Linked DNA regions of Homo sapiens: region 1 is linked to region 2. Evidence: read pairs that join two places in POLR2A ChIA-PET (ENCODE). Cell type or tissue: Panc1. All regions are shown on one strand. Links, peaks and the distances in the headings refer to the core of each region. The heading gives the core; the rest is flanking DNA. Region 1 overlaps SEMA3C (semaphorin 3C). Region 2 overlaps SEMA3C (semaphorin 3C).

Region 1 (16,523 bases), core at 5,620-13,619, 59 kb before region 2:
AATGTGTCAGGCAATACCGAAGCCAGGTTTATCCCATTCCTAAAGTCCATACTCAATGTTATATAGAGGAAATAGGTAAGCACTGGGAAAGGGCAGAAAGTATTGTGGCCTTGGTGGAATGTAGTGGTTGAGAACACTGTCTTTGGAATCAGAGGAACGTAGGGCAAAATCCTGACCTTACTACTACTGGCTGTGTAACCTCAGACAAGTTACTTGATGTCTCTGTGCTTTAGTTTTACTCTTCTCTAAAACATGGATTATAGCATTTTTACATAGGTTTCTCAACGAAAGTATTAAATTAGGCAAAACATGTAGTATTGCCAGGTGGTAGCTTAGACATGGACAGAATCCTCACTAATAAAGCAGGAATAATAAGACTCTAGTATGGCTTCTTGAGCATTGAGTGAAATAATCATAAAAAAGCACTTAGCTCAGGTTCTGACACAAAGTCAGCATCAATATTTGTTTGATGTTACCTCCACTGCCATTATTCTTACCACTATGACAACTACTACTATTAATGGGAACTGATACACTTTTATAAAATAGCAAATGGAGAAATGGTAACTTGAATTTATTCCCTCAACTAGATGTATGGAACAAGTAAGCAAAATCTGTCTTAATTTGCTCTTTGCAGTTAGAATAGTTAGTAAAAAGAATGCCATTTTTTACTAAAGGAAAGCACAGACTCAAAAGGATTAGAAATAGGAGTCTCACTGTTAATTTTTGAAACAGCACACCTGTAGCACCTTGACGAGCCACAAGGAAGGTCTGCTTGGAAATACTTTTACTTGGTGGGACTGAGGCAGGAAAAGTATTGTAACATGGTAACTTCATGTCAGAATGGGAAGGAAGGAATTAGTTTAATTGAGGGACATAAAGCAGGATTGTCAACAGGCACTATAGTACACCCATGTTCATAGCAGGATTCTCACTATATCCAAAAGATGGAAGCAAACCAAGTGGCCAGTGATGGATGAATGGATAAACAAAATATGGCTTACCTACATACATACGTACATATATATATATATATATATATATATATATATATATATACACACACACACACACACACACACACACATACACACACACACATTATATATATGCACACATGATAAAATACAATTCATCCTTAAACATGAAGAAAATTGTAATATATTTTACAATATAAATGGACCTTGAAGACTTTAGGCTAAGTGAAATAAGCCAGTCACAAAAGGACAAATATTGTATAATTCCACCTATATGAGGTATCTAGAGAAGTTGAATTCATAAGAATTCATAAAGAAGTAGAATGGTGGTTTCTAAGGGCTGGAGGGAAGAGGTAATGGTTAGGTGGTATTTAACGGGTCTAGTTTCAGTTGGGGAAGATGAAAAATATCCAGACGTGACTGGCAGTATGTTGCACAACAATGTAAATATGCTTAATGCCACAGAACTGTAAACTTTAAAATGGTTAAAATAGTAAATTTTATGTTATGTATATTTACTGCAGTAAAAAAATGCTGTTCTAAGGGTTCTTCAGTGGTAAATCTTAAAATGGAAAATAGGTTTTCTTCAGAAAGAAAATAGTAGCTAAGAAAATCTGTAATTACGATCTGCGAGAAAGACCTACCAGCTAACATACTTGAAGTATGCGTGTTCCCAGACATTTGTTTTACACGATTCTCAGTATACATACAAAAAGCCTTTAAGTTTTAATTACCCTATATAAATACCCAGAATTGTTATAATAAATATTTTTGAAAGTGAAACGCCTGAATCTATGACAATGTTTCCCCTTACTGAAATGTGATACGGAGCATTGCTACTGTTCACTGAGATTGGCCATTGCTCACTTTTAATACCTTTTAGATTAAATCCTCTGCATTGAGTCAGTGGGTTTCCATGTCTCACATCTTGTCTTCGGCTCCTCCTGCAAGTGCAGAAATACATAAAAGTGACTGAGAATTATCACTGCCAATTACACCACTCTTAAAACACTGTAATTTTAAACTTTGCACCCTTTTTATTGCTAAGCTTTCATAAAATTTTTTAAAAAGAGTTCTGATTGATGCAGCTATCTCACATTTCTTATACAATTTATCAATAATGAGGGGGGGTACTTATCTTTGCTTTTCAATCTGAGTAAGTTTTCCCATCTACCATTCATGATGAAATGGCTATGAATCGCCTGCTGCATGCATATCCTGAGTAAATGCTACCTTCTCTAATTAATAGTGTAAATTTTTAGTTTAGAGAAATTCAGCCTAAATTTTCTAAAACAATAACATCCAAAGTATAAACTCCGTAGCATTTTCCTTTTTATAATAGCTTGTCTTAAATAAACATACTTGTTTCTTACAAAAGTCAATGTTTTCTGTTTCTAGATATATTAAAACTTTTCTGAAACAAGCAATAGAGATAAAAATAGGGACATTTAATAAAAAGTTAATTTCATTTACTAGAATAAGCATGTTGTCCCCAACTTTTTATTTTGAAAATTTCAAGTCTACAGAAAAGTACAGATATGAGTAAAATGAATACTGGTATACCTAGATTCACAAATTGTTATATTTTGCCACATTAATTTCTTTCTCTCTCACATGCAAATATATATCATGTATATGCTGTGGATCCACACCTATGAAAGCCTTTAGAAAATAAGTTACAGATACAATAATGCTTCACCCGTAAGTGCTTTAGCATGTGTTTTTCAACGACAATATTTCAACATAACAATATAATTATCTAAATATATTGATATTTAACAACATAATCTAATGCATATTCTATATTAAAATTTCTCTAGTTGTTCCCAAAATATCTCTTATGGATTTAAGTTAACCAGCTTCCAGTCAAGTTTCATCCTTTGCATTTAGTTGTTACGTATTATTAGCTTAAGCATTTCAAAAATTTAGTTACATTGGGCCAGGTGCGGTGGCTCACGCCTGTAATCCCAGCACTTTGGGAGGCTGAGGTGGGCGGATCATGAGGTCAGGAGTTTGAAATCAGCCTGGCCAACACAGTAAAACCCCGTCTCTACTAAAAATACAAAAATTAGCTGGGCATGGTGGTGCATGGTAGCATGGTGGTCCCAGCTATTCAGGATGCTGAGGCAGGAGAATCGCTTGAACCCAGGAGGTGGAGGTTGTGGTGAGCTGAGATCACGCCACTGCACTCCAGCCTGGGTCACAGGGTGAGACTCCATCTCAAAAAAAAAAAAAAAAAAATACAATATTTGCAAACTGGTCATTATTTAAATAAGTTCTAAGTTGTATTCAAATTATTTAATTTCGTGAGTCTTAGATTCACTAAGTACCTGACTTTCAGTGGTATTATGTAGTCTAAGAAGTCGACGTAGAGCAGCTGCAATCCTCTGAGCATCACACATTGTTAAAAGTCAGAAGGTGACTCTTTAAATATTGTGAATACCAGCCTAAATCGATTGCTTACTATCAACACCGAAAAGTATACTCGAGTGAGCATATCACTTAATTGGGTTAAATGCTAAGTCTTTCTTCATACTTTTAAAGATAAAATATTCAGCAAGAACAGAAATATTAAAAGCACACAGTAGATATTAAACTTACAAAGAAAAATTAATCACAAAGTCATTGATAGTGAAAAAAAGCTCATTTTCTAGCTAAAGAAAACACTACTTCATGTACACAATGGACTGTAGAAATCTACTTATGGTAGAATAGGTATAAAATTTTGTACCACCTAAGTATTCCTTTTCCAAAGTCACGTGACCCGTACCGATTGTGTATTTCTGTACACACGAAAACAGTGAAAGTGTTAGCCACTTTCATCTCAGGAAATATGATTAATATGGTAGTGTATTCTAGAATAGCTCGCATATCAAGTTTTTACTGCATAACATTTGCTATATTTTGAAGTCCAGCATTATTTTCCTACAGCCAACTTCTGAGTATATATTATATGAGCATCATGAGAGCGTTTTCAGCCATCTAGGCAAGCAATATCATCCACAATGGCTAAATTTATTGTCCTGTGATCAACACTATGTAATGGTTTATTCATGTATACAAACTCTCAAGCTGGGCAATCTCAATTTACAGTATCACATAGCTTCTAGACATTGAAATGCAGAAAAAAACATTGTTATGGCTTGGCTTAAATCATGAGATCAGCAAGGCAGCCATCTGAGCATTTTTTATGTGTAGATTCCCTCCATGGCACTCACATAGCATCAAAAAAACATGCTGGTAGGCAGAGTAATATTGTATTGCATGTAGAACTTGGAATTTGGTTCAAGTTTCCCATGTTTCATCCACAACAGTAAATTCTTTTGGATAAACAATGAAATCATTTTTTATAGAAAAGACATTTATTTGAAAATTGGTCTGATTATCTTGTCTTAATAAAGTTTCTAACTACTTGTCTGAATCCAGAACAAATACTGTTAGAGACTATACTGCAATATTTGATACAAATCCACAAATATTTAAGAGACTTGAGAGTGAAAATGAAAAAAATGCTTTTATTGTTTACTAGAGTTTTGTTTGTTTGTTTGTTTGTTTGTTTTTTGAGACAGAGTTTCACTCTTATTGCCCAGGCTGGAGTGCAGTGGTGCAATCTCGGCTCGCTGCAATCTCCGCCTCCCAGGTTCAAGCGACTCCCCTGCCTCAGCCTCCTGAGTAGTTGGGATTACAGGCATGCGCCACCATGCCCGGCTAATTTTGTATTTTTAGTAGAGACGGGGTTTCACCATGTTGGTCAGGCTGCTCTCCAACTCCTGACCTCAGGCAATCCGCCTGCCTCGGCCTCGCAAAGTGCTGGGATTACAGGTGTGGGCCACTGCGCCCGGCATGTTTACTATAGTTTTTTTTAAAAACGGAGACTATTGAGCCAATGATATTTACCAACTTCATTATGTCAAAGTATGGATTCCACCAATTTCCAAGTATAACTGTATTTCTCTGTTTGTACACAAAGAAAATAGTTTTTTGCTTTTTATTTCTATGAAATCCTCTAAGTGATCTTCGTGTTTTGCTTAGAGAGTGGCATCAGCACAAAACTAGGTAAATTAACACTACTAAAGAAAATAAATGTGGAAAAGTACTCCAAATCCATTATCTTCAAAGGAAAATGAAAAACTCATATGGGAATTTACAAAATAGTTAATTCATTCACTAACATGTTTTGTATTTACTATAAATACTTGCTTAACTAAGTTAGGACATAATTTGGAGAATGTAAATACCGTAGATATTTTTAGTGAAACTTCCAATATGCTAGTCAAAGATAAATACGGGTAGGCTCAGGCATATTTTTTATATATGTAGCATTTTCAGGCTTTTCATGACAGAATTAAGGCACTGCTGGAGATAATCAAGATAGCTGTTTGTTGTTGTTGTTGTTGTTGTTTTAGACAGAGTCTCACTCTGTCTCCCAGGCTAGAGTGCAATGGCGCGATCTCAGCTCACTGCAATCTCCGCCACAAGGGTTCAAATGATTCTCCTGCCTCAGCCTCCCAAGTATCTGGGATTACAGATGCCTGCCACCATGCCTGGCGAATTGTTTTTTTTTGTTTTTTTTTTTTTTGTATTTTTAGTAGAGATGGGGTTTTGCCATGTTGGCTAGGCTGGTCTTAAACTCCTGACCTCAAGTGATCTGCCTGCTTCGGCCTCCCAAAGTGCTGGGACTACAGGCATAAGCCACTGCACCTAGCCAAGATAACTCTTTAAATAGCTACTACTTTCCTTCTCTATCCATTATTCATAGTTTAATATCAGGCATGATATTGTAAATGCAAAGAACTGCATGATAGACTCATTTCTTTGTTTATTAAAAAAGTATGATTAAAATTATAATTTGTGGTGGTAGAATGACAATGTATATTTAAGCACACATCTTAGAAAGGATACCTGGGGTTGTAATAGGTGGGAAAACATGCAAACAAATGAGCTAGCCCATATTGAGCATAAACTTCTAAAATGTAAAAAAGTATATCTAGTATGCAATGACAGTCTATATACAGTATGGACTTTTACTTGAGAAATATTATTTGTTATACAAAAATGCTTGTTGGTCAAAACAAGTCTTTGCTGAGAAGGAGTACTGATGTCCAGTTTCCTTACATTATATAATAACTGGTATACCTATACAACTATGGTAAAAGTCCATTTATAGTCCCTATATCCCTTTCTTCCTTGGAAGGTATAGTGCTTCAGCTTCCTTCAGTACTATATCTGCTTAATAGATTGAAGATTATATTGCAGGTGTTAGAGAGGCAAATTTTTAGAACATCTTGCTAAGTAAATAGTATCACCTTACTAAGAGCTATGCTAATCTAATATCACTACTATCATATTTGGCAGTGAAAAACAAATATGGTTGAAAAATACCAACAGTGGCCACAAAAATCACTTATGTGAGATTACATTTGAAATTTGCCTCCCTCACACTGTCCAGGTTTAGGCCTCCAGCCCCATATTAAGATGAAAGATCACAGAGTAATGATGTCTAGAAATTCTAGATAGACATCAAAAGAAGTCAGGGACCTCCTCACTAGCGCCCAAATTAACATGGAGGAACACAGTCTTGGAACGCATCTACGAGACTCCTGGTTTAAAGAGTGGGAGTTCTCTTCCTATCTCATGCCATTAAGACTCTCAAGTGATCCAGCCCAGGCCACTCCTCTCTACTCCAGATTCATATTTCTAACTGCCTACTCAATATCCGTGTGTGAACATCTTATAGATACCATTCATGTAACATCCTCTTTTTCCTCACAAACCTGCTCCTTTCACAGTCTCTTCTTTCTCAGGAAGTGACATCTACATAAATCCTAATGTTCAGTTCTGACAACTTGGATCATTTTTGACTCCTCTATTTCTCTAACCTCCCACATCCAAATATATCAATAGATTCTGTGAGCTGTCAAGCATCAGACCATTTTTTTTTTGCCACCTCTTCCTTTATTATCCCTCTACAAGCCACCATTATATCTCACCTAGACGAAGACAGTAGCCTCCTGTCATGCAGCTTCTGCCACCCCTTCCCTTCTGCCTCCAACCTCTTCCTACCCCAGGGCTTCAATGCAAGCCAAATCCAACCAGTTATCTTTTGAAACCAAAGCCAAACAGTATCATTCACATGGTCACAGCTCCTCAGCTGTTTTCCATTTCACTTTAAATAAAAACTTTTCAATTACTTACAAAGTCTGACATCATGTGGCATTCTGACCTCATTTCTTCCTATCGTTCCTTTTCTCATTTCAGGGCAGCCTCACTAGCTTTAGGGCTGTTTCTTGAGCAATCCTGACATACTCCAGTATTAGAGATTTCTGGTCCCTCTTCCTGGAATGTTATTCTGCTAGATAACGTCTTGGTGCCATTCCACATGAAGTCCTTGCTCACACAGTATGTCCGCAGTAACGCCCTTTCTGACACCCACCCATTTAACATCACGACCTCCTGCTTACCACTTATTGTACCTACCTTCTCTGCCCTTTTTAAATTCACAGATCGTGTTATTATTTGATATACCAGAGGTTTTCCTTATTTATTTATTATCGATCTTTTCTCTTTAGAATGCATTATCCCTGAAGACAGAGATTTTTGTCTTTTTTCCTGTTATATGCCTAGCTTCTAAAACAATGCCTGGAAAATATATTTCCAGTGAAAATATTTGTTGAACTAATGAATAAGAGGATCAGAATACTTTTAATACACAAAAGCTCTAGGGTTGTTACAATCTGTCAAGGTCCTCAAAGGAATGTAGAGAATAAAAACCATAAAGCACCATCACCCCAGTGCTTTACTTGAAAGATCATTGGTGCTCATGGCTGCTACTATTTGCTCCCTCTGCTAACCCTAATTTTCAAAGGTTTTAGCCTTGTCACCATCATGACCTATGTCACTGTATGACTGAAAATACCTATGACCTTGGTTGACTCTGAATTCTGCATATTCCTTTTCAATTTCTCTACTCATGGTTCCTTCCAACTTGGTACAAGTCGATGCAGTTTCCCACCTAGAATTCTACTTGGATAAAAAGTACCCTGCCTCAGACTGACTTTCTTTCTTAACCTAACCAGTAATCATGCACTCACCACTCCAAGGATAAAGCATGGTCATCAAGGTTTTGAAAGCAAATCAAGGTATCCATGCTGAAATAATACTCCTGTAGCTTGAACTAGAACCAGCATTATAAGATAATTATATTGTATCCTTGTTTACAAGATAATTAAGCAATGTAGAGAAATCCTAGGAAGGTGGGTTTTAAGGCTACACTAAAGCATATAAAATAAAAAAGACGGCCGGGAGCGGTGGCTCACGCCTGTAATCCCAGCACTTTGGGAGGCCAAGGCAGGTGGATCACGAGGTCAGGAGTTCAAGGCCAGCCTGGCCAAGATGGTGAAACCCCATCTACTAAAAATACAAAAATGAGCTGGGCATAGTGGTGGGCACCTGTAATCCCAGCTACTCGGGAGGCTGAGGCAGAGGATTGCTTGAACCCAGGAGGCAGAGGTTGCAGTGAGCCAAGATCGCACCATTGCACTCCAGCCTGGGTGACAGAGCGAGACTTCATCTCAAAAATAAATAAATAATAAATAAAATTAAAAAGATATAAATTAGGTGATACAAAAAATGCAAAAAGCTAAATGCTACTTGAAATATTTGATGAGTCCTAGGGGAGTAGGTGTTACAGAGGAGCTTTGAAGGGAGAAAGGACTCTTTCCAAAGTACTGTACTCTGGATTTACCATATCTGTGAGAATCTCAAGTTATAACACATTACCATTTTCTTCATTCAAAGACTATGTGTGGTGTTAAACATAGCTTCTACCTTTAATGTCATTTAAGGAAACAGCAATAGAACTAATTCTAAAGATGTGAAACACTTCTGTATTGTCTGGTGTCCTACATTTGGATGTTGAGCCGAGTGTTTAGTGCTCACCGTTTCCCAGTTGGGTAGAATCTGGAACAGGAATGGCCATCCCAGGCGCAATAAGGGTCCCGCGCCAGGCAGCAGTCAGCACAGGCTGTACCATAGATGTGGCAGCGGTGCAGAGATACCTGGGAAACCCCTTCATTGGAACTCACATACAACTGTTGCTATTAAAGGAATGATGATGATTTATTTCAGATGTGGAAGTTAAAAGAAGACTTTCAGCAGGAACACATTATAATATATGCCCACAAACCCTTGGATTCATTTTGGAACCGATTAAAAACATGAAGCAAAGCACAGAAGGGTATGAAGCCAAAATAAATAGAATTTTCCTACATTAATATGCCTATAGCATTACCACTTTTCTGTTAAAAAAGAAAAGCTCAAAGCACCATATAGAATGGTAATGTGTTTTAGACATTGGGATTCATTGTTCTCTCAGATTGGAGCTAACATATTACAGATTTAAGTTATGACTTTTTTTCTTTGAATGCTGTATCTTAGCAAAGCACAAGGAAGCATTCTTATTTTTCAAGTGGGGCAACACGTTACTTTGTAAATTTGAGAAAGTCTGGTTTAAAATAAAGGGCATTTTAAGTTTAGAAGGAAAAAATGGTAAATAGTAAGTACTGGATGAAATAAAAAAGAATATTTTGGTCACATGCCTTTGAAAGTTGCATGTTACTCATTAAAACTACTTAAAAATAATTATTTAGAATAATATCGGTATTTATATTTAAACGTCTTAAAATTCTGCTTGATCCACTGATCTTCATCATCCTAAAAACCTCATGGATGAAGATTTCATCCTCCTTCAATTGTAGGATGTCTACTGCTTCCAAGATAATGGTTTGATTCCTTTAGCTGTGCATAATATGGTTCTCAGGAGCTGAAGGAATGAGTCTCTAATTGATACTCCTTACTTTCCAAAGGACTGATATAACTCAAGTTAGCACAGAATCTGTAAGCTGAAACCTGATGCAGTTGTATGGGTGTGTGTGTACTCCTCCATGTACAGATACACACACATGCACATACATATACATTTAAAAATTAAATCTCTGGAGACACCATGGGCCCGCCAGGCTCTGAAACTCTGGAACCAGACTTCCTAGATTCAAATCTCAGCTCACCTACAAATTTGCTGTGTAACTTTTCTGAATCACAGCCTCCTCACTAGTAAAATTAGGATAACACAGCACTTACCATATGGAGTTTTTGTAAGAAATAAATGTTGTAAGGTTTTCCTCCACATAAAATGCTTGGAATAGTTTCTGGCTCACAAGTTGCTCAATGAATGTTAATTAATGGTAAAAAGTACAGTAAAATACCAGTTAAACTAGCAATACATGTTTTCAATTCTAATCAATTATTTGAATCACATCTCACTCTACTACATCTAATAATTTTATTCACATCAATTGACTTTTCAGAAATTGTGCTGAAATTGACTGATCTCCAGTTGAAACATTCAAACTACAAGAAAACAACTGCGTGTTTTCACAATAACCATTTGTCCAGGCACATTTGAAATAAATGTTTATCGAGTAAATTAGTAAATAATACAGCAAATTTATCAGCTTCATTAAAATACTTTAAGGATACTAGTATATTTGAGTGTAGGACACAGGTAGTTTCATTCTAGATAGTATACTTTTTATTAAGCGTACTATTTTCTGTTACATGGAGTAAAAGAACAAATTAAAAAATAAGAGAGCATAAGATGGATAATAAAATGGGAAACACTGAGAAAGTTATTTAAATACACATAAGATGTCATTAACAATTTGTAGTCCTCTCGCACTGAAAAAAATGATGCAGTATGCAGTTGTACAAATGATTTCCAAAAAGTCAAATAATTATCCTTGCCTTGAATCTCACTGTTTTAATGAGACATTTTAAATTATCTACAATTTAAGACGTTGAAGACAGATGTAATACATAACTAAATATAGTTAAAACTTGCATACAGGATTACTATGCCACACAAATGGCTTTGTGTCCATTTTGAATCCTGCCCTGCTACTTTCTCTTTCCATTAACTACTGTAAACAAAGGGCTTCCCTGCTGACTTCAAAGACAATCCTGACTTGAGATCCACTCCCTAGGACATTAGACAAAATGACGAATGGCTTCTCGTTACTTGGGAAAATGTTTGTTATGCACCATACAAACATTTTTACAGATGAGATCGTTAGCTCCATTGTACCTTATTTATTTTCCCTCATAAAATTCAGTGATGTCAAAAGAGTGTAAGACTGACTATAAAATACCACTTCATCTGTAACAAACCAAATATGGTGAAGAGCTCCAGAATCATGTAATCGGTTGTGCTAACACATAAAACCTTTACTGTGTATTCCAAGAAAAATAGGTCTCAGGCTTTTACAGACAGCATTTACTGAGGATCCACTTTATTCTAGGTAATTTATATAAATTAACTTGTTTGTGAGAAGAGCATTACCTTACAAATGTAGAAACTCAGGTCAGTGAAGTTACATGATTTGTTTGTACATTATGGTCAGATTGGGATGCAAATGCATGCCAAGCCTATTTGGAAGCCTACTCCATTCTCACTATATTACTCTGTACCTTAAAATTTGTTTTTTAAATAATACCTTTTGGAAATGGAGAGGTACATGGTTTGCTCATGTATATATTGGAATTGTACTTTTTATTTCAATGATCATTGTATATTTACATGTGTAGGGACAAATCAGACAATTAATTTGAGGATTTCAATTACAATCAAATATTTCTTTTCCAATTCCTGAACCCTTAAATTTGAGACTTTTCTTTTTTTTGACATGTTTAAATCCTAGGAAATAATATTTCCTTAAAAATAAGCATAAAAGAATACACTGTGCATTTCAAATATGTGACAACAGCAGGAACTCAGGATTGATTACTCATTCCAAGCCTCTAACAATGTTGTGATGTTATAGAGTAGCCCAAACTTTATGCTAAATTCTTCCCAGAAAGATTATTTTTATTTCGGTTGGCTTCACACACCGTAATATTTGAGAAAATCAGATATACAAAATGTTGGAATATCTTGCTGTATATATGTTCTGCTCCGACAAACTTTTATACAAAAATAAACCTATTCGGTCTTTCACTAATACCTTGTAAGTTCTACATCAAAATTAAAGGTGACTTTGCGGTATACTTTAAGTAGTACTCTTTATTTTGTTAGTACGATAACTAATTATTCAGAAGTTATAAAATATAATTTTTCATAACAACAAAACATTTCAATAAGCAAAGAACATAAAATAGCTTAGTTTTTACCTTTTTAGATGAAATTTTCATTGTTGTTATAGGAGCATGATTCTAAAATATTAGAAAACAACATGTTAGTTGCTCAAATATTGCTTAAAAGGATTTTACATTCAGATTTTTTTTCTATTAAATCTCAAGAAGAAATCACTTTTCTTTATATATACATCTACTTTAAAATTACTTGTTATATAAAATACATTTGCATATACTTGTCTATAAAGTACACTTCCTCTTTAGAAACTAAGGATAGAGTTGTTACACAGATATATACCTAAAATTTGAGACCAGCCTCGCCAACATGGTGAAACCCCAGCTCTACTAAAAATACAAAAATTAGCCGGGCATGGTGGTGGGCACCTGTAATCCCAGCTACTCAGGAGGCTGAGGCAGGAGAATTGCTTGAACCTGGGAGGCGAAGGTTGTAGTGAGCCGAGATTGCACCATTGCACTCCAGCCTGGGCAACAAGAGCAAAACTCCGTCTCAATAAAAAAAAAAAAAAAAAAAAAAGAGTGGTAATTAAAACACATGTATCAATATAGGCATTAGAACAAAAAATGAAAATCTGAGAAGGAAATTTTTGGAATATTCAATCCGACAAATAATTCAGAATTGGATCCACGGACTCAGGTGGAGAAAGATGTGGAATGGTACACCATCTAATTCCTCCGCAACACAAGCACTCTGCATAAGACACTATTGTTCACCTGCCAGTGCTGTTTCGGAAAGACAATATATTAGGCTGAACCATACTAGTTAATACTCATTGTTGCAAACAAAAAAATATTGTTAGAAAAGGTTCTCTTTTGATAAAATGTGAATGAATGAAAGAACCTAAGAATTTTCTGGAATAGTACTATGCTTGCAAATTATTCATAACTTCACTTCTTAAAAATTATTAGTTACTTTTAATGATTAAAAATTAGACTTCTGGTGGGGTGCAGTGGCTCACGCCTGTAATCCCAGCACTTTGGGAGGCTGAGGCGGGCGGATCACCCTGAGGTCAGGAGTTCGAGACCAGCCTGGCCAAAATAGTGAAACCCTGTCTCTACTACAAAATTAGCTGAGTATGGTGGCGCATGCCTGTAATCCCAGCTACTCAGAAGGATAAGGCAGGAGAATTGCTTGAACCCAGGAGGCAGAGGTTGCAGTGAGCCAAGACTGTGCCACGGCACTCCAGCCTGGGTAACAAGAGTGAAACCCATTTCAAAAAATAATAATAATAATTAGACTTCTGGTAAAGTGATTAAGATTCATGAGCTTTATTTGAATAACTCAAGTGGCAACAAGCTCTCAAAATCAAATGTACCCCCGTTATTTTGTTTTCTGGAGCTGCATGTATTTACCAACATTTTAAAAGGGAAAACAGTGATATCTTTAATTCTCCATTGTGACAATTTTTGATCATCCCTTATAAATATGTACACACACATGCACACACACATACAAATGCTGCAACCTATAATCAGTTAGGCAGCTACTAGTAGTTATACTTCTAATTCTAGTTAAACTCAGCGGAACTAGACTTATTGTCAGAAAATGTGGAACAGAGGACTAAAAGAAGAGATTATGGTCCTGCACTGTATAAAAACAAAGCTCCTGGTTTTTCAAAGTCACATTGAATTTTCTGCAGTACATCAGTGTGACACTTAGCTAAGAAAACTTTTCAATTTAAATGCATTATTTCCTCACATGCTCATGACAGTGTATCATACACACCCAATTATTTTTACCTCACCTCAGAAATGTGACACAAACACCATGCTGAAGACAGTAACTGTATTCAGTAACTGTGTTTCCTGACTTGGCCATATCAATCACTGGCACACACATCAGTAAGAAAACTCAGACTTTTTTTGGTGTCTCATGGGCTGATGTCCCCCACGTGCATTCTGACTGACTCTGTTTTTCCACTGAGAGTTTATTATTCAAGATGATAACACCAGCATAACTCATATGACAGACCATAAGTAGTTAGCATGTGATCAGACTAACTCATGTTTCTTTCCATAACATGTATGTTTAGGTTTATGTCATGCTCACTTAATTAACATTTCCTGATAATCAAAAGGAGATATTTCAGTATTAAAAATGAAGTGCTGCTATATGACATTTTTGCTATCTTCAAGAATACTCCAGAATAAGGCACTTCGTATTATTTTAGCAAGCCAAGTTCTCCCTACTGAGTTGAATGAGAAAAAAAATATGTTCTATATAATGTGATTCTGGTTAATCTAGTGAAATAATCAATTTCTTTATAAAACAAGGCATGAAAAAGCACTTGTCTGAATATCATTGACGTCATTTTATGAGCCCGATTTTAACACACCAATCACAAAGAACCTGTGCCAAAGTTAGTCTAGCATTAAAAATTACAAATTTAATAATATAGTAGGAAACTTGCCAGAGTTCCTCAAATTTATTTGATTCTATTTTATATTTCTTTACATTTAAAATGTATTACCTAAATCTAACAGCACTGCACCCTACCCACTTACGTGCTTATAAAGTCAGTATTTTTGGTGACCGTGGGAATGTCTACTAATGAGTCAATACATTCTAAGTCTACTCAACTAAGCAAAGCAACTTGCTGGACTAGCAAGAGTCTGCTACTGGGAGTTCTCAAGTGCTACTTTTACTCAGTCATAGGCTGACTCTGGTCTTTTGTTGTGTCTGGGCCATTGTTTCTTAATTGGTTTAGTTGGAAATAGTGTTCTGCAGCAGGACTGATTCCATGCCAAACTTTCTTTGCAATTCTAATAGCTCCTCTGCTGCGCTTTACCCATCTTTCCAAATGCAGATAAAAAGCACCACTTGAACTACAGTGACTGACACTGTGAGTAGAGAAGGGCACAGCAGGACACCACAAATCCCCTCTCCTGGCTCACAGATACATAAAGAACATGCACTCTGCCCTGACCAGGTGAGATCTTACAGTACTGAACTTCCCTTGTGTATGTTTTTTTTTCTGTCCTTTTTTTCTTTTTTTATCCCAAATTCAAGGACAAGGAGAATAATACAATGAAATCTCAAGTTCTGAGTGGTAAAGAGACAACATTTGTTTTATTTAACTGAAGTGACATTTGAATTAAAGGCAATAAAATAAGAGAAAACAAAGTCGTTTTTCTTGAAATTACTGGCTAAAAAAATATAAGAAAGCTTATCTAACAATCAATAATGTGAAAGTATTTGGGTTTCAGTGGCTTGTGAAGCAAATGATAAAAGCCCTTTCATGGCAAAATCTTCCAGACCTTGACAACTAGAACTCATTTTTTAAAAATAATGATGACCACAATTCTTCAAGTTGTGATGATAGCTTAAAAACAGAAAGAATCCTTTTATCTTAAGATAACTTGAAATGTAGGAAAATACTTTGCAAAAATATTTGTTCTGTATTTCTTATTTTATCTGGTGTTTTCCTACCCTCAAAAATTCATAACATTCATTTATTTGATCTTTTATCAAATATAGTTTCCTCCCAAGTGGCTGTAAGATTAAAGAATTCCACTCATCATGCATGTTCTGAGATTAATAGAAGAGATGTTCAAACCTTAAAGACTTCCAGCTCCTCCAGAATGAGCTCGCCACTGACAGAGTTGTTAGTAGGAAGAACAACCACTTTTTGCACAGTACCCCGATCTAAATTAAAAAAAGAAGAAATGAGATGTTACAATACTTTTTAAAAGAAAGCTATTTAGACATAGGACTACTGACTTGGACCATTATTTACATAAGTATTTAGTAATCAAAAAACATTGTATGTATTAAGCCACTGCCATGTGCTGAATGTATTCCAAATCTCATAAAAATTGAAACACATACAATTCAAGGGGAACTAATATGAATATCTTATATTTTGCACATATTGGGTGTAGCTACAACTATGAGAGAAGGAAAGAATGTTAAGTCAAAAGTTCGGAACCAAATGTGTATTCTTATAATACAATACATAAGTTTTTTTTGTTTTGTTTTGTTTTGTTTTGTTTGTTTGAGACAGTGTCTTGCTCTCTTGCCCAGGCTGGAGTGCAGTGGCGTGATCTTGGGTCACTGCAACCTCCACCTTCCGGGTTCAAGCGATTGTTCTGCTGCAGCCTCCCGGGTATCTGGGATTACAGGTGCCCGCCACCACGCCTGGCTAATTTTTTGTATTTTTAGTAGAGACGGGGGTTTCACCATGTTAGCCAGGATGGTCTCAATCTCCTGATCTCATGATGCGCCCACCTTGGCCTCCCAAAGTGCTGGTATTACAGGCGTGGTGAGCCAATGTAACCAGCCAATACATAAGTTTAAGTTTGATCATTAATATTACTTTCTCCTCCACACCAACATTATAA
Region 2 (16,259 bases), core at 8,256-16,255:
TAATTATACTATATATTAATTTTTATATAGAGTCTATCAGAAATGGCAGACGTATAATAGATAACAAAATAGCTTAACTGTTTACCTATAATACATTTAAAAGAAAAACACTGTAAGAGTCAGAAAACATGGTTTCTAACTTTGGTAATCCCTAACAAGCTGGGAACTAGTGCTAAGCTATTGAACATCTAGAGTCTCAACCTTCTAATCTACAATGTATGGGAATTAGATTATGATCTTAAAAGTTCTTAACACATATTAAAATTTCTAAGATCATCCTAAATGGATTGAATATAATAGTTTTAAGAATTATTATTATGACATGACAAGGAGGCCACATTATAACTGTCAAAACATTATCAGTGACTAAAAAATGTAATCACTAAAAGTACATATTTTGATCTTTAGTGCTAGAAGTTTCCTGGTAAGGTAAACAAAGTGCTACTTTTTCAACTGCAACTCAGCCATAAAAATAGAATACGATAAGAAAGAAAAGATACTTAAAATTAAATAAATTTTCACTATTAACAGAATCAGATGTATTAATCTATATATACATAACATTCAACATTTACCTTATTGTTTGAAGATCCATATTACTTTTCATCTAGTAAGGAGCAGTAAGCATTGAATTGGTAACAAACGTGACCCCTGAGTATAAAACAGTAGCTAAATATCTATTATAAAAAGCATGAAATTTATCAGCCTGGCCCACTGAACTGCCATGCAGCTGCGTTCCTTGACTGTTGTTCTAGGATTACTCCCTGGGCTACCTTCAGACCGTGGTCATTTTGGCAGGATTGGAACATTTCAAAGTACTCTAAGCTCACTGTTTAGTAATAAGCAGTACCAGTCGGCCCAGCATTGAATGGAGAATGGAATGTATCTAATATGTGCTCGCCAGGTTATGAACTGGACCCCTACCAGTTAGCAAGCTGGTGTGGCGGGCATTTTGTTGCTCAGCTCTGCTTCCTAGTAGGGGTTCTAGGCCCAGGGAAACAGATTATAGGGAGATAACAAAAATGTGTATGAAGGCTTTTTTTTTTCTTTACCATTTTAGCTTCTTTAAAATTCTAAGAACATTTGTGAGGCTTATATACACACAGATCTAGCTATTAAATTGTGGCAACTTTGTAAATAATTATTTCACATTTTTGTATATTCAATTAACCATTAAACTGTGGATTATACATTCCTGCTGTTCAACAGATTGATTGGCACAGCTATCAATTGTCATATCTGTTTTCAAGCAGAAAAAGAAAAAAAGATACTAAGAAGTTAGTGTATGGCAGAGAGGGCTAATTCTAATCCTACTTCATACCACCTTATTAGTCATGTCTCAAACATTACATAAGCCTGCACATCTAATTGGCTTCATTTCCTATCTTAAATTCGCAGTAATTTTAACAGCAAGTAAGGAACTTTCTGCTTCATTTTATATCAATAAGAAATTTTTGATAAATGTCACTTTGGTAACAATCTTGAGAGGATTTTTTGCATGACCTTATGCAGAAATAAACTTGTGCCTTTTAGCTTTATTTCAAAAACATTTTGCTTTCCAACTGTATTTCTACTGACTAGAAAAACTTCATAAAGTTATGTAGGCTCTTTAAAAGATAACATCTGACTTCGTTGTTGCCTACAGCAGTGACTGAAAATAGCAAAAGCACACTGAACTTGCAAAACTACATCATGAAATTTGGAATTCTAATTCTTCAGGTTTCTGGTCATTTAATAGATATAAATATCTTAAGCAATCTGTGCTTTTATTAGCACACTGCGCTTGAATGGAAATGATAAAGTACTATTACATGGTTAAGGGAGATGACCACAGAAATCACAGGAGATAATTTGAGAGGGATAATCAATTGGATGAATAAAATGATAACTACAATCTTATAAAGCTTTTTGTTCTTTTTACTGTCAGTTTTCAAGGCAAGCAAATTGTTTAGTGACTTTCATTTGATTACAAAATGTAAAGTTACTCAAATGTTAAAAGTAGTATAGGAACATGAGCATAGGAATTCAACTCTCAGGTCCTTGAAAAACAAAGAAGGCCAATGTCTAACTCCTATTTTGGAAACAAATCCAATTCTCTAAGGGCAAGACTATTAAATGACTTAAGATAATTTAGCAAGAAAATTTATAATGCCTTGTTCTAATCCTTATTATTCTAAAGAATATTCAATGAGATAAAACTCCAGTAGCAGCTATGTGAACAGATCCTTGAGGTTTATTTTTGCAGCATTTAAAAGGAAACAAATGAAAACTATATATATATTTAATTACTATCAAACACACCACATGGTTTCTGAAGGTGAATAAAGTTTCCTTCCTAATGGAGAAAAGAATTTCCAAAACACTGCTTCTATTAAATATTTGGAAACATGCCTTGCATAGGTCATAATTGGATAACTTTGTAGTTTCAAAGCTAACTTTATGTCCTAAATGATATACTTTTGGCTCCTCCCTGTCCGACTTGAATGCCGATATTCAAGCAATTCACTGAATAACTTCCAAGGTTTACCTGTCTTAATGTAATTTCCAGATATGAGAAAGAAAGATGAGTTATCTATTTAAATGAACCAAAGCAAGCATTTTGAACACAATAATTATTTTTTACCTGTTCTATGGTTGAAAGATGAAATTTTAATGCTGGCAATACATTAAAAAAAAGCAAAGAGGAAAAGACGTCTACTATACGTATGACATACTAAAATCCAACATTTGTTACTTGGTCAACACATGACAACTCAGAGACAGAGTTTCACTCTTGTTGCCCAGGCTGGAGTGTAATGTCGTGATCTCGGCTCACCACAACCTCTGCCTCCCAGGTTCAAGTGATTCTCCTGCCTCAGCCTCCTGAGTAGCTGGGATTACAGGTGCACGCCACCACGCCCGGCTCATTTTTTTGTATTTTTAGTAGAGACAGAATTTCTCCATGTTGGTCAGGCTGGTCTCGAACTTCCAGCCTTCGGTGATTCACCCACCTCGGCCTCCCAAAGTGCTGGGATTACAGGCATGAACCACTGTGCCCGGCTAACTCAGACATATTTTTAAAGTGTCTCAATCAAAAGAGAATGTTGTTTAAGTGAGTCATAGGTATTCAATGACTGAGGTTTAAAAATCGTCTTGTCAATGTGTGGATCATTAAGCAATTAGGCCCGCTGCTTAACTGATATTTTGTGTAAAGTGAAAAAATGAAAAAATAGCTTTATTACCATCTCCTTTTTGGCATAGCAATTTTTAGACAATCCACAGAGAATGAACTTGGCTAACACGTGCACTTTGTTCATCTTTCCTTTGAAAAAACACCCCTTTAACCATTTCTAAAAGATTACTAAAACACAGGAGTGCAGACAACTCTTTGACATACTGGTTTCAATTCCTTTGGATATATACCCAGAAGAGGAAATGCTGGATCATATGGTGATTCTACTTTTAGTTTTTGGGGGAATGTTCATACCATTTCCCAAAATAGCTGTACTAATTTACATTCCCACCAACAATGTACACAATTTCCTCTTCTCCATATCCTTCCCAATGCTTGTTATCATTTGTATTTTTGATAACAGCCATTCAAACAGGTGTGAGGTGGTATTTCATTGTCTATACTCCCATGTTCATTTCAGCATTATTCACAAAAGCTAAGACATGGAAGCAACCTAAGTGTTCATCAACATATGAATGGATTTTTAAAAACATGGTACATATATACACGATGGAATACTATACAGCCTTAAAAAAGAATGAAATTTTGTCACTTATGACAACATGGATGGAACTGGAGGACATTACACTAAGGGAAATAAGCCAGGCACAGAAAGACAAATAAGGTGTGATCTCACTTACATGTGGAATCTAAAAAAGTTGATCTCATAGAAACAGAGGGTAGAAAGGTTAATTATCAGGGGCTGGAGGACAGAGGGAGGGGCAAAAAAAAAGATGTTTATCCAAGGAATCAGTTTTAGTGATCTACTATACTGCACAGTGACCATGGTGACAGTAAATAAAATTTATTGCATATTTCCGAATTGCTTAAAAATAGATTTTTAACATTCTCACCACAAAAAAATACGTGGGCGAGGTAATGGATATGTCAATTGGCTTGACTGAATTCTTCCATTATGTATACATAGATCAAAACACCACATTGTATCCTATAAATATATACAATTATTATTTGTCAACTAAAAACAAATAAAAAATAATGAAAGGTAAAGAAAAAAATACTAAAACATGAGAAAAAGTGGGTGTAGTTAATACTACAAACAATTACAGAAAACACTGAAAACTACTTTATGATAATATATAAGTATACATATACACACTTATAAAAAATGCTTGGCCTACTCTGGGAATGACAAAACTGTCATAAGTTACATGCTTATTATTTAATCATAAATATTCTTACAAATGAGAAACTGAACTCTCTATTTCTCAGCTCACAACTTTCTTCATATTATTTTACTCACATACTATCATCCACACAACCATCAAGAATAGGTATACCATGTCAAGCTAATTTTCCATGTTATTTTATGTTTAATCCTCCCTCTTTCGTTGTCTACTTACTGATCATAACAGACACCGTGTTCACGTTGGGGTTGAAAGAGCAGCGTCCTTTTCCAGATTCACACTTGGAGTCAATCATGAAAACTTGGTCCTTTATTGTAGATAAAATTTAAAATGTGGCAATGATAACTTATTTAGTGAAGACAATTGTTCATTAGTAAAACAAAGCATCATTAAAATTAATATGCTTTCTAGTTGGTTGCTTATTATGCCTTCCAATTTACTACATTAAGATTTACTCAAACTATGAGAAGAATCGATCTGTAATTACAAGCTAACCTCAGCAGGGCTAGCCCTCTTTCTATTGCACTCCCCAGAGAGCTGATCCAAGAAGTCGTTCTCCTCAAATCAACATCAGCAAAAATCACTTGAAAACCAAGTATTATTATAAATCTCAACTAGATGCGTTGAACATCAGCCAAAAGAAGAAAACTGTCCACAGAGGAACAATCTATGTAAGGACTATACTATTTTCAAAATAATTAAGATTTTTTTAAAAATAGCATTTTATGTTACTGTTTAATTTTATCATATAAAGCATTGTACAAGATTCAACAAAATAATTCATAATTCATATTTAAAATGTGTCATTTACTCATGACTTTATTTAACAAAAATTCACTGAGCATCTGCCATGTACCAGAAACTGACTAAACACTGGGGATATTGCAAACAAAATACACTAAAATCTTTGTCCTCAAGTAATTTATAACCTAGTAAGAAAGGTAATAAATAATTAAAATATGGAAATATGGAATATGTTAGATAGTGCTTGCTACTGAGAAGGAAAGTTAAGCAGGAAAAGGGAAGAGAGAAGACTATAGATTGGGGGCAATAGATTCAATGGTTTTAGCCTCACCAAGAAGAAATATCTTGTCAGTATAAATATGTACCTTTTTCTTACATAAAGTTAGTACAAGCCCCCTACCAAAATTCAAAGTAAAAAAAAAATGACCATTTTAATAAGGTCAAATAAGATGATAAGGAATCTTAATTATCAAGCTAAGATTTTTGAAAGTTATCCTGAAAGAAATATGAAGTCAATAATATTTTTGAGTGTGGAAATGGAAAGATCAAAACCTTGCCCTAGAAAGTTGGACTTTATCTTGAGCTTTAAGGAGATTGGGAATGAAATGTATAAAAACAGGCACTGCATTCAGGAAAATTGGTTAGTTTCCTATTACAAGAGTCCAGAGATTAGGAGGTAATAATCTGACATGGCATGTTTTCAGTGGTCAAGGTAAGAGCAGCAGAGATGTAAGAAAATTTATATAGTCGCAATCAACAGAGGTGGGCATCAGTTATAATTCAGTGGTTCTAATTTCATTGTACTTGTTGTCCTTTTCACATTGCCTCCACATCCTGAAAGGATACATCTATTACATTCTCTGTACATGCCTCCAAACTACTGTTTTGTAAAAGGTAACCTAAAAAGGTAAATCCAAACAACTATATATTTGTGATAATCAATCACAACCAATTTCTAATTGATCATACTCAGGAAAACAAAGATGATTCTAAAGTTTTGACTCCTTGAAAAAATAAAGCTAATACATAGTTGTTTGAGTTTCTATACTACTGCAGGACCTCCCTAAACATAATAGAGAATAATAGAGCCTAAAAAGAATCACAGTCCTCCAGCCTAAAAAGGTTCTTTCTGAGCATCCTAAGATCTTCATCAATGAAGTCACTCTACAGGTGATGAAAAAATATGACTTGTCCAGAAGACCACGTAGTTAAAGGCTGATAATAGCACAATTTGAATTCAGTCTCCTGACTCCTAGTGAATCCGATTTCCAAAAGATCTTCATTCATGTAACCACTAAACTAAATCAATAATCATAAACCAGAAGAAAAACAAACAACAAAAAAAATAGTAAGCCTTGTTGCGGTTCTAGAGCTGGAGACTGATTTGACCAAATAAGTGAGAGTTCGTCTTGCAGGAATTGGTAAGGTTGTTTAGGTACCATTTGCTCTCAACTGACCTACTCCTACATTGCACAGCACTCTAGATCTAGATCACCCCCACCAGGAGCAGATGTGGTCTACCTAATAACTATCTCAAGCACCCTGAAATAATTCCTAAAACTTGTCTCCTGAGAAATCTTCTCTGTTTCTCCCCAGTTCGTTAGGCTTTTCTCTTTTTGACTTTGATTGCATGTTTTTGTTGTTGTTGTTGTTTGTTTGTCTTTTAAAGACAGGGTCTAGCTCTGTCACCTGGGCTGAAGTGCAGTGGTGCGATCTCGGCTTACGGCAACCTCCACATCCCAGGTTCAAGCGATTCTCATGCCTCAGGCTCTGGAGTGGCTAGGACTACAGGGAAGCACCACCACGCCTGGCTATTTTTTGTATTTTTTTTTTTTTTTTTTTTTTTTAATAGAGACGGGGCTTTCGCCATGTTCCCCGGGCTGGTCTAAAACCCCTGGGCTCAAGTGATCTGCCCGCCTTGGCCTCCCAAAGTGCTGGGATTACAGACATGAGCCACTGTGCCTGGCCAGATTCCATTTTTAATTTCAATAAATTTTTTAATTTCAATAAATTTTGACACAACATTCGATTCCTTGAATGTATGACTTTTTTCATTGCATCCACACCCTAAAGGAATACATCTATCTACATTCTCCATACTTGCCTCCAAACTACTAAACATTTTGTAGAAGGCAACCTAAAAAAGTAAATTCAATACATTACAGATTTGTGATCACCAACCACAAGTGGATCCCCTACAATGTACAGTGGCCTTTCAAAGATTCTCTTATCACAACTGGTTCTGTCATCAAAAATTTCAGGCCTTTGCCACTAAAGCCAAATCCTGATTTTTCTGATCCCCTAACTTATTCTCAACTCACATTATTGCTACTTTGCAGAGAAAGCAAAGCCCTTAAATGATATATCTTCAACTCCTCACTACTAAACACACAAATATCATATTTAGTAATGTAATATTATATTGATATATCCACTAATACATGAGACTAGTTCTCTTACTTTGAGGCCAATTCTTTGGATTTCATTGCTTTGGATTTCATCTTATCTCGTCTTTTTAGGCACCTTAGATTTCCATTATTCCTTGTGTTTCTTTGATACATACTTTCATCTTAATAATTGGAGGCTTTATGCCATTATTTAAACAACCCCTTCAGCTCCCATATACCATTCTCCTTATAAACCACACTTCTCAGGGAATTACGTACATCCTCACCACCATTTTCTGACTTGTCATTTTATTTTCAATCCACTTTAATTCAGCGTCTAACGTCAATTATTGCATTGAAACACTTATTGATAAGATCTTTAATGACAATTATGGTACAAAACTCAGTGCTTATTTTTTAGACCTCATTTTACTTGGATTCTCAATGGCGCTTGGAATAGTTGAAAACTTCTATGTTTTTACAATGACTTATTTTTATTTCCCAGAACCAACATAGTCTTTTTTTCCCCACCCCTCTTTCTCTGTTCCTTTTTTTTTTCTTTTTTCTTTTTTTTTTTATTTAAGACAGAGTCTCGCTCTGTCGCCCAGGCTGGAGTTCAGTGGCCACGATCTCAGCTCACTGGCGAGCTCCGCCTCCCGGGTTCACGCCATTCTCCTGCCAGCCTCCCAAGTAGCTGGGACTACAGGTACCTGCCACCACGCCCAGCTAATTTTTTGTATTTTTAGTAGAGATGGGATTTCACCATGTTAGCCAGGATGGTCTTGATCTCCTGACGTCATGATCTGCCCGCCTCGGCCTCCCTAAGTGCTGTGATTACAGGCGTGAGCCACCGCGCCCAGCCCTGCCTGTTCTTTTTAGGCTTGTTTGTAAGTTCATGTTCCTCTAATTGGCCATTAAAGTTAGGAGACCCTCAAGTCTCAACCACCGTCATTCTTTTCTTTTTACTCTAACTCCCTCTCTGCATAATTAAATCCACACTTTTCTTGGGCTCCAGTTACTCTTATAAAACAATGACTCACACGTGTATATACTCAGTCTTATATTTAACGGCCTACTTGATATCACTAATTGGATCTTTCCATGGGATCTCTCATTCAACAGACCAAACTCAGGCTTATAATCTTTACCCTATACATGGTCTCTTCATTCTCATCTCAGTTCATGGCAACTACACAATTAAAGAGGCTGAAAATAACAAACAAGAAAAGTGTCAGCATTTATATCATTTCCTTTTCCTTATCCAAATCCATCAACATCATCTATACTATTTTATACTTCATACCATTTTATACTCTCTGTCACCATTGCTATCACCTGAGTACAACGATCTCTTTTGTGGTCTTCTATGTCAACTCTCAAACTAATCTCCTACAACTTTTCCACCCCCCACGCACCGTGCCACAAATCATCTGTTACCTAACACATAAGTGACAACACAATTCTGTTCCTGCCATTTTCTGCTGAAGATTGTTCCAATTTACTTCTCTGTTGACATATAAGTAGCCTTTAAAGCTTTTAAGGTCTTTAAAGCTTTAAAGTAGCTTCAACATGATTTTGATTCTGCTTTTATTCTCATTAAATGAATATTTCTGGATTGAACAATGAGAGAAAATAATAGAGAGTAGGTGGTGAAAAATTAAAAAGTAGGCATAGCAAAGTGTCCTATGGTCACAGACGTCAATAAAGGCAATGAAAAATACAGAGCATGAATGGTGGAATTTAATGTCACAGATCGTTCTAGGAGAAGGGATACAAAATGAGGGAGTCAATTTGGTCACTGAGGAATCTGCCATTAATTAAACAGTTTTAGTTAATGTGTAGGAGTGAAATATTAGAAAGGATGAATAAAGGCATAGAGATTAGGAGCACAAAAGCTGGAAATTCAGCCTCCTACTCTGAGAAGCTTAGTAATGAAGTAAAAGAGAAAGGAGAAAATTAGAAAAAAGAAGTCACAGAACCAAAAAAAGGATTTTAAGGGAAAGAAACCCAATCCTTTCTTTAAATGGGCAAAAAAAAAAAAAAAAAAAGTAAATGTAGAGGAAAGGGAATGAAGATATAAAACAGAGTGATGAAGGTTATTTATCAAAGAACTTAATACAGAAAATGTATAATTTTTCTTCTGAAACAGAAAAAATCCTACAAAAAGATACTGAAACAGACTAGATTGGTGGCAAATTTCATTCAAAAAGCATAGGGGATAATTTTGATACCTATGACACTCTTGGTCACCTGTGATATTCTTGGTCAGTCTAAGGTAAAGTTATCTGCTTGATAAGGGTCAGGGTCAGGGGAGCTTAATTGGTATCTGGGTGTTGAAACAGATGTTATGAAAACATCTGATGAAATCAAAGATAAGATGTGGTAATATTCCAAGAATTTGTTGCAAAATTAACCAATCACCATTTTTGTTGATGTTTTATTCATTCATTTAAAGTCATGATTCACTTGTATTGCTTTATCTTTTTCCAGGAACAGAAGACAAGGAGTAAAGATAGTAGACACAGGAGAAGAACCGTGGTTAGGTCTTCATGTAGCAAGGATTCCAGGCTCTTTAGGTGAGTGAGTACTGTTGAAATCTCAGAAAGCTCTGAATCAGTCTCGCAAATAATAGAAGAGAAATGGGGTATAACAAAAGCATGTGATGCTCCAAACACGAAGTAGGCTCATCAAATATTCCCCTAGAACCAATGAATATCTATGAACACAGACCAATGAAGGATGGTAGGTAATGTCCCAGATATAAAACTGAATAATTAAAGTAACTCTGCCAACCTAACTTGGTTCACCTTCTATTCAAAATTAGGTTTGAATAGATGAAAAATGTCATCTCTTAATAATAATACAAGAGGGTCAGCAGTAAGTATCACCCATGGTCATTACAAAATACAATCTTAGTGATAGAGAAGAATTCTCTCAAAATAAAACTTTCTGCATCACGTGGTCATTTTATGCTAGGAGATCTTTTATCCTAAACTAAAAGAAAACAAATCCATTGTAAGATTGATTAAACTGTGTAGTTCTATATTTACAATATGGCTTTTATACTACAAATATATAAAAGTGATGTTATGGTGAAACTCTCCGACTAGAGTGAACTATCAAGGACTACATTTTATAAAGCTTAAAAATCATAACCCTGTTCATACCTAAATTGGCTCTTAAGATGTTCACGTATTATTTCAGAGATTCATTAATGAAACTGCTTCTCCTTTGAAACGTATCTTTTGAAGTGAGACTAAAGTAGTTCATATTTAGCAAAGTGATTAAAATGTATTCCATGCTGGTTTTCCAAAGGAGATTATTTTTTTGGACAGAATTTCCAATTAAGCTTTGAAGTGCATAGTGGGCAATTCGTACATGGGAAAATAATTTTATTTGAAATCTGTGCTCTGAAAATGGCTATGCTATTGTTGGCCTGTACAGTGACTGCACAGACTTCAGGGAAGTGTCTGACAGATTGCAGACGTCTAAGGCAGTAGTTTACTTAATCAATTGATCACAGGCATGTGGTTTTAATGACAAGCTCAATGCAGCCAACTGTATTCTTCCAAAAAGCATAACTTTACTTTTCCTGTAAGAATTGTAATATTTCATAGCATCTTGAACCACATTAAAAAATGTCTCATTTTGGGGTCAAATTATAATTAGTTATTTTTAAATGACTTTTTATTCATTAAAAGATACTTATGTATAAATTACATGTCTGAAAAACAACTTAAAAAAACATTGTTCAGTCATATTAGAACTAAAATAGATTAATCCTTGTTAAAGGAAAATAAGCTTTAGATCAGTAGACATATTTATTTTTTTCAAAATTCTAATCTCTAAAATCAAATTAAAATATTATTTAAAAACTGGACTTTCTATATTTAAGTTGCATAATAAAACCAAACCAAGTTTGAAAATTCAGTTTTTAAAATAATTATGTTAAGTAAAACAACATGTTTGACTAAAAGAATGAGTAGTAACTCTCTTGGTGTAATGTACTTTCCTTAGTCAACAGCTGTGGACTGGGATAACAAAGACAGGCTTAAGTAGCACAGGTGAAGTTCAACCAGCCTCATATTTGACTATACATTAGCTATATATTTGACTAGTGTTTAGCAAACATCATACCATAATGCCGCATATCACCTTAACTAATTTAAGAATAAGGCTGGAATAGCCTAATGTAGGATGATGTTGGTCTAAGATAAAAGTATGATTTGTTAATTACATCAAGTTCTTTTCAGCAGACACTTGGCATCCCACTTTATACATCTTTTACAGATATATATTTATAAAATTTTATTGAATTTGAAAGACAAGAAATTACACTAGATTTGAGAAGGTTAAGTTTATGCTACAATATTTCTATAATTTGGAGCAAATATTATTACTGTATTACATTCAAGTAATCTTGAAATTATAACATTTTTCTTTCATCTTTTACAGCTTTACAAATAAAATAGATATACTAAAAATATATACATATACACTAAAACTATATAGTTGCCTCCAACTAAAAGTATACACACACACACACACACACACATATAATACACATAAAAATATATATACTTTTTTAGCTGAAGGCAAAAGGTGATACTTCAAGTAACTTGGCAGACAGGAAAAAATGTAATATAGTTTGTATTTAAAGGGCATGAAAATATTTTATGAATATTGATATGTCCAAGTTTTTACTCTAAAATACAGTTTCAAAAATCCTTGACACTAATATCAAAACTAAGAATGTTAAATAGTTATACTTACCTCTGATCTCCTCCCTCTGTTCAAGTAAGTACAGACAGGACTGAAAGCGCCACTCCCACAGACATACAAATGTGTGCGATTGAAAGTCTGAATTACACGGACAAAGTTCCCACAGCCGTGCTAAAAGAATCAGTAAATAAGCAGTTAGTAACTCAATGACTTTCATTGTTATTTCAGTTAGCTATGTTAACCTGAGATCTTGTATGATAAGTAACAATGAGGTGACATAAACTTTTGATGTATTAGTCCAGGGGCGTCCAATCTTTTGGCTTCCCTAGGCCACACTGGAAGAAGAATTGTCTTGGGCCACACATAAAATACGCTAACACTAACAATAGCTGATGAGCTAAAAAAATAAAAATAAAAATAAAAATCCCCCCAAAAATCTCATGTTTTTAAAAAGTTTACGAATTTGTGCTGGGCCACATTCAAAGCTGTCCTGGGTTGCATGAGGCCCTTGGGCCACAGGTTGGACAAGTTTGTATTAGGCCATATCTTTGGGGAACTATTAGTATATTTGCACCTCTTAAAGGTAATTTGAGAGTACTTATCTAACTTGTAGAAGTAACAAATCAAATATTAAGAAAAACAGTGGCTCAGGAATAGTCAAAACATTATTACAGAAACAGTCAGTCAACAAACATTTACTGATTACCTACTATTTGCCAGGGTATAGTCAAATTCTCTGGGCATCCTTACTGAGAAAAACACAAAAATCTCTACCCTTGTAGAATGCAATTGAACAGAGTTGTCATACATGCCCTGCTTTTTCTATTTCTGTTTTAATCTGGACTAATTCTAATACTTCATTTGAAAATGCTCTCAAATTTATACATATCAATGCAAATATTATTTGGCAATACTTTGCTATACATTTTCCTTTCTGCTCCATTTTTTTATTGTTAAAAGACGTGTTTCCAGAAATATTAAAACAACATGGCTTATTCCACTGATTTATTTCAAGAGAAATATAATCCACCGCAGATAGTAAGTAAAATGCTATATTTCATTATTCTTGTATTACAACACTGTCTAAATTTTTACATCCTGAAACTTTATAAATGTATTCTTTACCTGAGAAAGTTTACAAATTAACACACAGAAGTTATTTTTCCTTAAGTTTTCCTTAAAACATTGAACACACACACATTATACAAACATGTTCTGAATGCACCTGTGCCTATACAAGTTCCATATTACCATTAGTGCACAATGGCAGACACTATTCACCTTAAGAATTGGCAAATAAAACTAATCTCCAACAAAATGCCAGCATAATGATTGCCTTCTATGAGGAATGACATAATCAATCTCTTTGCCCTGGATCTCCTAAAATACTCCTTTCTTCTCTTGTAGAAACTCCTTTCTCACTTGCTCCCAGTTCAAGTAAAGGCAAGGCTGTCATTTATTCACCCAATGAAACAGAATAATTATTGTAATTCTCAATTGACTGTGACCTTGCTGGAGCACAGAAACAGTCAGCCCTAGATGCAGATCTCTGTGACCAAATTAACCACCAAATGTTCCACAGTTACTAGCTTCACTATCCTTTGCTGACTATAATTCAATCAAGCCTGAGATTGAATGACTTCATGAAGTCATTCTCTCAAAGAACATTAATAAAATGATTGTATATTAGAGACAGCATTTTTATAAAAAACTATAAAGAAAGACATCAAAAGTTAACAGTAATTTTTCCCTGGGTGGTCAGAAAATATATGTTGCTTTTCCCCCTGCTAGGTACCATGTATGCTCCTTTTTTTTTTTTTTTTTTTTAGAGACAGAGTCTTGCTCTGTTGCCCAGGCTGGTGTGCTGTGGCGTGATCTCAGCTCACTGCAACCTCTGCCTCCTGGGTTCAAGTGATTCTCCTGCCTCAGCCTCCCAAGTAGCTGGGATTACAGGCATGTGCCACCATACCCAGCTAATTTTTTTTTGTATTTTTAGTAGAGACGGGGTTTCACTGTGTTAGCCAGGATGGTCTCGATCTCCTGACCTCATGAACCACCCGCCTCGGCCTCCCAAAGTGCTGGGATTACAGGTGTGAGCCACCATGCCTGGCCTCTCCTATTTTTTTATAAACCATATCTATTATTTATATTATTTAAAACTAAAACAAAATAAATGTTGCTAAAATAGAAGTTAAAATTAAAGTCAATATTATTTTACATTTTCCATCATTTTTTCCTTTTATATTCATTATTACTTGCCAGCAAATATATACTTTTATTTATGCAGTAATTTTATACAGATGTTTCTATGATAGATTTTTATTATTAAATAATCAATCATTAACTCTAGTCAAAGAAATTAATCCTTATAGACCAGACCATACACTTTATTTTTAAGACATTAAGGATTTTTGTTAAATACACAGTGTCATTTTATCTTGACACCTGTTTATAGAGGTACCTGGAAATTGATTACATAACTACAGATGATAACATGTTTCTGAAGAAAACACACAGATGAGATATGTGTGTTTATAATATGTCTATGTAAAGGGAATCTATGAGGAATGAGACACATGCATATTTTTTTCACATTCAAGTTTAGTCATTCTGGGATTCTGTATACAATATTTCCCCATAAGATATAAATAATTCAATCCAATTCCTTTAATAACAGGTTATGTCTCTCTCATCTTGGGTCTTATGGATGTCAATGTACTTTCATGAATTACTGGTATTGGTAAAATGAAAGAAGTCAATAACATCTCGTTTATATTTCAAATGCCAACTATACTCATTTCATGTATATATCTATCTGCTTATTATGACTAATATTTATTTAGAGTTTATTACATCCTAGACTGTGAAATAATCATATTGTATATTTTACCTTTTATTTTTACCTCTAGAAAGTTTGATTTTTACCTTTATAGCTGACATTTATTTAACACTTACTGTATGCTACTTAGGCACTTTACACATATTCATTCAGGTTTTTACCATAACTCAGTCCCTTTTAGAAAAATAAACTTGAGTTTTTTAAAAAAATAACCTGTTTGAGACCATATAGGTAGTAACTAAAGCAGATTTACAAACACATACGTCTCTAACATTGAATCCTGTACTTTTAGCTGCTTTATAATTTGTCATTGGACGAGAAGTCCACAGTTGTTTTTTTTTGGGGGGGTGGGCGACAGAGTGTCGCTCTGCTACCCAGGCTGGAGTGCAGTGGTGCGATCTCTGCTCACTGCAACCTCCGCTTCCCGGGTTCAAGAAATTCTCCTGCCTCAGCCTCCCGAGTAGCTGGGACTACAGGCATGTGCCACCACGCCCGGCTAATTTTTTGTATTTTTAGTAGAGACGGGGTTTCATCATGTTAGCCAGGATGCACAGTTGTTTTTATAAGTTAATACTGATATAACTTTTTAGTTTTTGTAACATTTATTAATATTCACAGAGCTCTTAATCCTTTGATGTCGATTGCTTAATTCTCATAACAGTGCTCCAATTTATCAATACTCCATTTTAGTGATGAGGAAATTTGAGTCCCAGAGAGGTTAAATAAAGAGTTCTAGTTTTAATAAGTAACTAAACTGGGACTTGAACCATGGCCACTCTCCACTGTGCAGCTTTTCTATAAGATTCTGATTAGCAATGAGCAGATTCCCACACTATCTGTTGCTCAATGTGCTCCCTGCCCCTCCCCACACACAAGACCACAAAAGGAAAAACAATTCAGCTGAGTTAACTATTGAAAATGATTATCCAGGTTCTTTCCATTTCCATTGTGCTGCCTTCGTTTCTGACCTAGACTACTGCAATAGTGTCAATTCCATCCTGCAAATATGTGCTGAAGTCATTCTATGCGAGGCACTACATATGGTACTAGCAACAGTGGAATGAATAGACTCAATCAATGCCTGCTTTTAAAGAAAGGAGAGCATAATGTATCAGGCTGTGGTAGATACTGCAATAGGACTGTATTTTTAAATGTACCGTAGAAGGAAAGAAAGGCATTAAGTAATGCTGATCTAGGGGTAAAGATTT

What was found. ChIA-PET counts read pairs that join two places held together with the same protein. Peaks named below come from ENCODE experiments on the same cell type or tissue, not always from the same donor. Only the 100,000 strongest peaks of a DNase experiment are listed, where the experiment ranks them.
Region 1: POLR2A ChIA-PET joins it to region 2 with 8 read pairs; 3 of 35 experiments call an interaction of 5 or more read pairs at or near these places.

The regions. Positions count from the first base shown.
Region 1 is chr7:80,749,416-80,765,938 of GRCh38, forward strand. It overlaps SEMA3C (semaphorin 3C), which reads right to left. Exons shown (of 18, transcript NM_006379.5): 13 at 15,740-15,828; 14 at 12,201-12,242; 15 at 8,916-9,073; 16 at 1,854-1,921. Among named protein-coding and RNA genes, the nearest start is that of CD36, 120 kb to the left of the region's middle. RefSeq lists enhancers at 4,209-4,378, 14,604-15,340. In Panc1, for the core only: no CTCF peak of the experiment used is centred there; no DNase peak of the experiment used is centred there; H3K27ac peaks cover 1,868 bases.
Region 2 is chr7:80,806,036-80,822,294 of GRCh38, forward strand. It overlaps SEMA3C (semaphorin 3C), which reads right to left. Exons shown (of 18, transcript NM_006379.5): 5 at 12,264-12,383; 6 at 4,576-4,666. Among named protein-coding and RNA genes, the nearest start is that of SEMA3C, 100 kb to the right of the region's middle. In Panc1, for the core only: no CTCF peak of the experiment used is centred there; no DNase peak of the experiment used is centred there; H3K27ac peaks cover 5,057 bases.